Regions from separate parts of the Homo sapiens genome. Here all the other regions are linked to region 1. Evidence: chromatin contacts called from ENCODE Hi-C or POLR2A ChIA-PET data. All regions are on one chromosome and are shown on one strand. The core of a region is the stretch at or near the end of the contact, and the rest is flanking DNA. Distances in the headings are between cores, read along the strand shown. Region 1 has its middle 52 kb from the start of MIR466. Region 2 has its middle 130 kb from the start of MIR466. Region 3 has its middle 55 kb from the start of MIR466.

Region 1 (2,700 bases), core at 4-2,503:
ACTGAATCCCTTTGCACTGCCTGGAAAGTCATTCTTTGTATTGATTCTTTTTTCTTTTTTCCATTTCTGGCTTGGGGTACAATGAAGGCACAATATATTTCGCCAAATCTTAAAACCTTAAAGCAATTTGTGCATCCAATTTTGGGGCTGCCTTTTTCTTCCAGAAAGTTCCCTGAGGCTATCTCATATAAAATCTTACTTTGAATAACATATTTGGACACATTGATGAAAACATTCCTTTAGTGCATTGCCAGTTGCCAGATTGGAGAAAAAGACTTCAGGAGAAAAGGAGGGAATATTTTAAATTTGCTTTTGACTGTGGCTTCAAGGAGTAATAATCACCCATTACTTTGGATCAGAATCTTCCAATGACTCAAGAGCACATATTTTTATCATTTGCTTTCTGTACTCTCATCCTCTTTATCCCATGTTACTCTGTTCCTGTGAGAGTTGGGGGGCAAGGAAAAAATGTAAGGAAGGGGTAGAGGTGAGAGAATTTAAATGGGAAGTCTGATTCCTTTTTATTTTTTCATAAAGTGCCACACATGCAAGTCCATGAGTATCTCAACAAATCTGTCCCCCACATCCAATGCATCTTTTGTACTGACAAGGAGAGGGGGTTGGAAATGTCATCTGTAGCCAGCTTATATCCTGTCAGTGTTAAGGTTTTATTCTTGTGACTTTATAGTTCTCAAACTCTTTTTAAGGGTCACTGGAGGGTGATCTTTTGTTTAAGAGATGGGTTAGGGGAGGGAGTGGGTTTGTGTGTGCCTCTTGGTCTATAATAATTATGGCTGACATCGAACTTAGAAAATAGGTTAATTTCAAGAAATTCTTTTAATTTCTTAATTAAATAAGAAACAACAACCATTAGTTTATTTTAAAATAAACGTTAACGATTAAATACGAATTTTTAATGTAGATCCCTTTTACTGATTTAGGGCAAAGAGACCTTCTTTCACTAGGAGTTGTTTCCTCTAACTCAGTTCACCTCCTATTGTATCTCATCTCTGGCTTCTGAAATCTTACTCCTATTTTAATGGCTGGCTCAGGATTTCCTGTCTACTGTTTCTTCCATCGCTGATAGAGTTTCCCTTCATCTGCAGCGACCACACATACTCTAATTAACTGCCCAGGATTGCTATGTTAGAGGAATGGGGTGGAATCTAGCAAAGTGTAGCAAATTATTTTTATCTCCTACTCCCTGTTAAGCAGCAGTTGTTATTCTATTATCTGTGTTTTGAATCTAGCTGTTTGATCCTCAAAGTCTAAAAGTAGCTTCTGTGCAGTTTTATGGTGGTATGGCTGTTACTTGCTGCTATAAATTCCTCTGGTTGAGCCACATCCGCTTGCCACATCCTGAAAATACACTCAACTATATTTTCCCATGCACACCTATATATTGTGGCGGCCTGTAGTGACATTGCTTTTTTTTTTTTTTTTTTTTTTTTGAGATGGAGTTTCGCTCTTGTCACCCATGCTGGAGTGCAGTGGCATGATCTCGGCTCACTGCAACCTCAGCCTCTCAGGTTCAAGCTATTCTCCTGCCTCAGCCTCCTGAGTAGTTGGGATTACAGGTGTGCCACCACGCCTGTCTATTATTTTTGTATTTTTGGTAGAGATGGGGTTTTGCCATGTTGGCCAGGCTGGTCTTGAACTCCTGACCTCAGGTGATCCACCTGCCTCGGCCTCCCAAAGTGCTGGGTTTACAGGCGTGAGTCACTGCACCTGGCCAACATTACCTCTATACACATTTATTTTTCCCTTCCTCACAAACCCGCCAGTTCTGAATCAACAGCAAGTACAACATTGCCATTTCTCGCACACCATGCTGACCTTGTTGTTTCTTATTTAGCTAATGATGTGTTACAGTTGGCATTTCACTGGGAGGTTTGCAAGAGTCAGTCTCTCTTTTTCTAGTGCTACAATTAGATTCAACAAGAGAGAAGAGTGCTGTGATGGGAAAACTTTACATTCTCAGACATTATTTCCATCTGGGCATTTTGAAAAGATGAAGAGCAGGCTTGTCATTATGTCTCCATCTGATAATGTGGTTAATGTATCCTTCATAAAGCTCAGCTTAAATAGGGAAAAACAAGGGAATTGCAATGGTGCATTTCCATGACTTCTGATGGCAACACTCTAATTCTTCTGCCTTGTTGTCTTTAAGCAAAGAAGGGAGGAGATGGGAAGAGGAAAAAGAGATAATGTAAAAGGTAGGCAAAGGGAATGGCTTGGATGTGCTCATACCTGAGGCAGGAACAGGTTGAGGTTAGTACAGTGCTATCGAGTTTCTTATGTTACCTTCCTTCTGCTCTTGCTATTGACTTTGCTTTCTCCTAATTCTGGCTTGCTCGTGATTCCTCATGGCTTCTAAAGGTATTTCATGGCCTTCTTTGATGTACACTGTCATCGTCTTCTCTTACTCATTTCCTGTTTCAAATATCTGAGGAAGAGAATCTGACTGGCATAACTTTTTTTTTTTTTTTTTGACAAAGTCTTGCTCTGTCACCAGGCTGGATTGCAGTGGCAAGATCTTAGCTCACTCCAACCTCCGCCTCTTGGGTTCAAGCGATTCTCGTGCCTCAGCTTCCCAAGTAGTTGGGATTACAGGCACATGCCACCACACCCAGGTCATTTTTATATTTTCAGTAGAGACGGGGTTTCACCGTGTTGGCCAGGATGATCTCATCTCCTGAC
Region 2 (2,700 bases), core at 98-2,597, 75 kb before region 1:
TCAGAGAGGCCAAGAAGAATCTAGACAGACAGGCCTTGCTAGGTTTCCTTCTCGGGTTCTTAGCATTAGATCACACCCTTTTTGTCCAGTCATATTTCGACACGGCTGTCCATATTTCGTTAAACCTCAGTGTAAAAATGGACCATTTCTTCTGTATCTTTGGGTCTTCATTCTGAAGGCTCCTGTGTCACGTGAAACTATCATCAAATACATTTGTATGCCTTTTCTCCTATTAATCTTCCTCTTTTCAGCAAATCTTCAAAGGGAGAAGGAGAAGTTTTCCTTTGGTCTTTACAGTCTGTTGGTCCTGAAACACCAAAAGCCCACTGTGAGAAGCAGAGACAGCAGAGGCAGGAGTTGGCAGGGAAGACTCCAGTGCTCTCGGTGTCAGTGGGGGAGGTGGGCTGACCCTTTTCTTCTAAGGTTTGTGACCTCAAGGCTCATGTTTTGTAGAGTTCACAGAGAGGCAGTTTCCCAAGAGGGATGATAACATGCTTCATTTCCTGTATGGTAGTAGGGGTAGGCAGGGGGCCTGGCGACGAGGGCTTGGGCCTCTTCTAATTTGACGTGAAGACATTAAAGAGATGGGAACATATTTGTGTTGGAGTGTTAAGAAGCTCTCCAAACCAGTTACAGTCATAACTCTTAGGAAGGAGCTGTTTAGAGAAAATGTTAGCCATGTCCCTGGTTTTCAAATGGAAAGAATCAAGTGTGCACTCTTCTGATTGACCCATGGGATTCCTGCAAGGCCTCCAGAAGAACAATGGCTGGAGCAAAGGGTATAATATTTTAAGGGAAAATTGCTTTTATTCAGGCAAAACTACCAAATTTTGTTCATATTACAAAATAGAAAAAAAAAATCTTGCAGATATTTAATGACATGGAAAATCGTTCTCAACGTAGTGGCAAATGAAAAAAGCAAGTTTATTACTAGGATGTTCAGTGTGATCTCCTTTTGCAACCCTAAACAGATAGATCTCTGCAGAGAAAAAAGTCTAGAAAGATGTATTCCAACATGCTGGCACGTGCTTACTCTTTGTTTGTTGTAATAAAGGGCACTTTTTATTTTTCCATTCTGCCTCTCTGTGCTGTTTGAATATTTTTATGACAAACATGTATTGCTTTTATAGTAAGAAAAATGTGCAACATAGGTTTTTATTTTTAAAAACGGGAAGCAAATCTAAACAACAACAAAAAGCCCTGCTGCCTTTGTGTTCAGGATGGTAGAAGATAGTAAGGCCCTTTCATCTAATGGGAGTGTAGATGTCAGGGCTGGAGGATAATGACTCAGAGCCGGTGGAAATGCGGCCGGTGGAACAAGTTTCAAACAGGAAAGTGCTTGTGGGGTGACCTCTGGGGTCAGCCACAGAGCTTACTGCAGATTCCACCAAAAAAGTAAGAAGATCCAAAAGGGCAAGGCGTAGGGTCTGTCGGGCGGGTGTGTCCCAGTTTAAACAAAGCTGCTTTGATGTGCTTCCCAGCGGGCAGGCACAGGAATGCAAGGCCCTGCTCTGTCTTGCAGCCAAGAGGGAGTTATAAACATCCATCTGCAAGGGAAGATCCATCAGCTCCTATCAACCACACAGGAAAGATTTACAGGTAATGTTTTCCTCCCATACAGAAGTGTGATTAAGCAAATTCTTGGAAGGGTTTGTTGTTGTTGTTTTTGTTCTTTCCTCTTTCCTACACTGTAAATAGAGATGCTTTTTCTCTCATGCCTCGTGATGTTTATAATGACTTTTATAGACACGTACTGATGTTCAGTGCTTACGGTGTGCTTTCCTCACATCTGTCAGGAGAACCAGGCGTGTAGAATATGTAATCCCCCATTCTGAGATAAGCAGGGACAGTTTAGGCCTTAGGGGTCTGGTCTGTGCTGGAGATCGGCTGGCCCAGGGCTCCACCTAGCCCGTCCCCAAGTCGGGGTTGACTATGTGGTGAGGAAGAGAACACACCATGACCGCCATACTTTGGAGCAATGAACTAAGGGAATGCCTTGGGAGGGAATGGGGGTCTGTTTTACCGCCAATTCTCTTTAAAAGCCTTTTTTATTTAGATAGCTGTAATAGGATGCCAAGAGCTTGAGCTGGAGAGGGACAGTTCTGCCATAGACTGGTGGTGTGATCTTAAAAAATTTAGTTAATTTTTCTGAGACTTAACTTTTGACACCTGTAAAACAGATTACCTTCTTGTGTCTGGAGGCTGTACCAAAGTATGTAAAAATAAGGCAGCTAGGAGCCACCTACTCTGGCATTCCAGAGTGGAGGGCTAGCCATGCTACCTAAGCAGGACCTGCAAAGGAGGTGCAAACCCTGTCTGAGAACCACCCAAGAGACAGTGCCTAGAAATATGTGTCCTTCCTTCAGAACCTCAACTGCAGAAACCCAAAGGGGAGAGACTAACACTGGTTCACTCTCTAAGGGAATGAATCAGCTCTGTCTTCTGCTTATTCAGGACACATGGGAGAGGGAACCAAATTAAAGGTTACCTGGGAAGAGGGCTGGTGGGAAGAGAGAGTCTGCGTGGAGTGGCCTGCTGGAAGCCAGGGGAACCGTAGGAGGCTGGGAGGAGGTGACACTGTCCTTATTAAGGAAAAAAACAGGTAAAAAAATCCCAGTGATGGTCTGGGGTAGGGGTAGTGGTGTCTCTGAAGAATCCATGAACTTACCTACGAGAAAAATCATCTTAAATAGCTGCCAT
Region 3 (2,700 bases), core at 119-2,618, 110 kb after region 1:
TGCAAAGATTAGCTTCAAGTATATTTGTCTTTAAACTCTGCATTAGGTTTATCCATATAGAAGTTCTATACGGGGGATTATTTTGTGTTACATTTACTAAGGATACCCAAATCCCAAAGTATAAAAGCATGATCTTATATTTTTCTAATATTTTCTATTTTTCTTTTACATTTATTTGTAAGTTTTTATTCATCAGAATTTATTTTTGTGTATGACATAATAATAGATATATGTACAAGAATCTTTTGAAGTATTGTTTGTAGCAATAAAGTTAGGAAACAACATAAATGCTCTTTATTAAGGGAGGAATTATATATATTTTGGTAAATCTATACCATAGGGCACTATATAACCTCCTAAGAAACAGGTTCAAACCTATTGATATGGAAGTATGTCTTTGTTGTATTAATAGAGGATGAATTTCAGAGAAATGTATACACTATGCACTGTGAGGACTTATGATTAAGGCCACGTAGATTGTGTATTGCTAACTCCATAGGACAGTGATATGATTGGCATCCCTTGAGTTAGGCAATATAGTAATTCTCTTCACTGTACCACCCTAGTCACTGACATAGGTGATGCATACTCTGTTGATCTTTTGTGAGTTTCCCTTATCTTGTTTTCGCTTTTGGTATACTTCTGCAGTTTCTCTTTCTTAGTGAAACCCTCACTGGGGTTTCAAGAAAGCTGGAGGCTGGCTTTATTCCAAGGCATCTAATAGTACCATGGAACATATGCAGGCTTCCTCACTAGACTGCAGTGTACAGACCCACTTCCACCCTAGCCTCTCTTTTCACTTTGTGAATGTGAGAGCCCACAGCAGGTTCCTACTTTTTGACCTCTCCAGGCAGAATCAGGCACTATTCTCCCCTTCCCTCCACACTCCTAACTCTTGGGATCATATATCAGATTCTCCAAGAATATTATCAAGCTTGTTATGGGGACAGTCTTGGGTGGGCCTATGAGTTTTTACAGCTTAGTAACTATCCATCTTGGAACTGTATACAGGGAAGAACAAGATAGGCAGGAGGTAGTTAGAGGCGAGGGAAGAAAGAGAATGTTATAATAGAAAATTATGGCCTGCTTACTGTGGCAGATAGAATTATTGATCCCAACACTCTCCTATAGGAGGTGTACACAGCAAGCATACCTCACCTCCTTTGCTGTGGTCTCCTCATGGTCAAGATGCATTTCCTTGCCTTTCTAACTTGGGATTGTCCATATAGTTTGCTTTGGACATAAGATCTTACTGGACATAGATTGTGTCAAGGCTTGAAATATTCTAGCATGACTGGGCTTGCTCTATTGCGCTGCACATCTGCTATTATCCTGGAAGAACTTGCCCCAGGGAGCCCTCTTGTGCCAGAAGAATGAGTCAGGTGAAGTAGAGTGAATTGAAGTCCTAGCCTGCAGTCAAGTCTACATAAAAAAGAATGAAATCGTGTATTTTGCAGCCATGAGTAGAACTGGAGGCCATTATCTTAAGTGAAACAACTCAGAAACAGAAAGACAAAGACTGCATGTTCTCACTTGTAAGTGGGAGCTAAATAATGTGTACCCATGGACATAGAGTGTAGAGTGGTAGACACTGGAGACTCAGAAGGGTGAAGGGGTCGGAGAGGGGTGGATGATGAGAAATTACTTAATGGGTACAACGTATATTATTCAGGTGATAGATACACTGAAAACAAACTTCACCACTACACAATGTATCCATGTAACAAAATTGCACTTGTACCCCTTATCAAAAAAAAAAAAAAGTCAGCCTAGCTGACACCATCCTCAATCTGTGATCCCTGATTGATCTAAAACACACAAATGAGAAAGAAATGCTTGCTGTTGTAATTCACTGAGTTTTGGCATGGTTTCTTGTGAAGCATTCTTGTGAAAATGATTGACTGATTTTTCCTTTATTCTATGAAAACACAATCCTAATTTTATTGAGGCAACAAATAACCTCAACTAAAATAATACATTTTTAAGATTTCTTAATTGCTAAGTGTGTCAGTGTGACTAAGTTTTGGCCAGTGGGATGAAATGCTGAATCAGATTTCTGAGAAATCTGATTAAAAGGAACTGACTCAGCTGAGACATATACTCCTTTTGCCCTTTCCTCCTTCCTTCTTGCTTCCAACTTCACACATGTGAAAACCGCAACTTCAGTGGCCATCTTTGAGTCATAAGGCATCTTTGGGCTGGAAGCTAAGCTCTAGGATGGTGAAGGAGAAAAAGAAGAGCCTCAGTCTTTGATGACTGTGAACCACCGTAACATTCTAAATTGCATACCTCCAGACTTCTCTCATTTAAAAGAAAAAAATTCTACCTTGTATGAATCACTCCTAATTCTAATTGATAGTGTAGTATAATGTTGAATGAGAATGTAGATTAAAACTATCTATGCTAATACTACAAATACATTAAAATAGAATATCTGTAAGAACAAGGACTAGAAGTTAGTAGGGTCAAATGATAACAATGATTTTATTATGTGAAGGTCAATATTTGCTGAGTGATGAATAATTATTGTCAGTCTGAATGAAAAGGCAGTATGCCAGGAGGTAGCTAAACCACCAGGCTGGATAGAAAACTAGTTTTGGCTTTTAGCTTTAGTTTTGAGCAAATAATTATGGCGTCTTCTTGGGAACACAATTTAACTTCCTGAGTCTCAGTTTTCTCATCAGTTTCTTGAAAAATGGA

Evidence for each region. Hi-C counts contacts between places; a loop is a spot of excess contacts on that map. ChIA-PET counts read pairs that join two places held with the same protein, here RNA polymerase II (POLR2A). Pooled maps may share reads with other maps.
Region 2: a map of naive thymus-derived CD4-positive, alpha-beta T cell shows a loop between it and region 1 (4-fold over the local background). The contact joins two enhancer-like sites. A Hi-C loop is called at or near these places in 3 of 168 maps with a recorded cell type or tissue (HepG2, mucosa of descending colon and naive thymus-derived CD4-positive, alpha-beta T cell) and 5 of 50 pooled maps. POLR2A ChIA-PET finds 5 or more read pairs at or near these places in 5 of 52 experiments (T-cell, activated CD4-positive, alpha-beta memory T cell, activated T-cell and 2 more).
Region 3: a loop to region 1 is called in a pooled map, with 3 times the contacts of the local background. The contact joins two enhancer-like sites. A Hi-C loop is called at or near these places in 6 of 50 pooled maps. POLR2A ChIA-PET finds 5 or more read pairs at or near these places in 2 of 52 experiments (activated T-cell and activated naive CD4-positive, alpha-beta T cell).

Annotation. Positions count from the first base shown.
Region 1 is chr3:31,212,689-31,215,388 of GRCh38, reverse strand. No RefSeq gene overlaps it. Among named protein-coding and RNA genes, the nearest start is that of MIR466, 52 kb to the right of the region's middle. RefSeq lists an enhancer at 2,042-2,700. Within about 2 kb of position 1,253, at least 2 of the 41 ENCODE cell types and tissues checked have a DNase peak (open chromatin) inside an H3K27ac peak, as active enhancers do.
Region 2 is chr3:31,287,566-31,290,265 of GRCh38, reverse strand. No RefSeq gene overlaps it. Among named protein-coding and RNA genes, the nearest start is that of MIR466, 130 kb to the right of the region's middle. Within about 2 kb of position 1,347, at least 5 of the 41 ENCODE cell types and tissues checked have a DNase peak (open chromatin) inside an H3K27ac peak, as active enhancers do.
Region 3 is chr3:31,105,044-31,107,743 of GRCh38, reverse strand. No RefSeq gene overlaps it. Among named protein-coding and RNA genes, the nearest start is that of MIR466, 55 kb to the left of the region's middle. Within about 2 kb of position 1,368, at least 4 of the 41 ENCODE cell types and tissues checked have a DNase peak (open chromatin) inside an H3K27ac peak, as active enhancers do.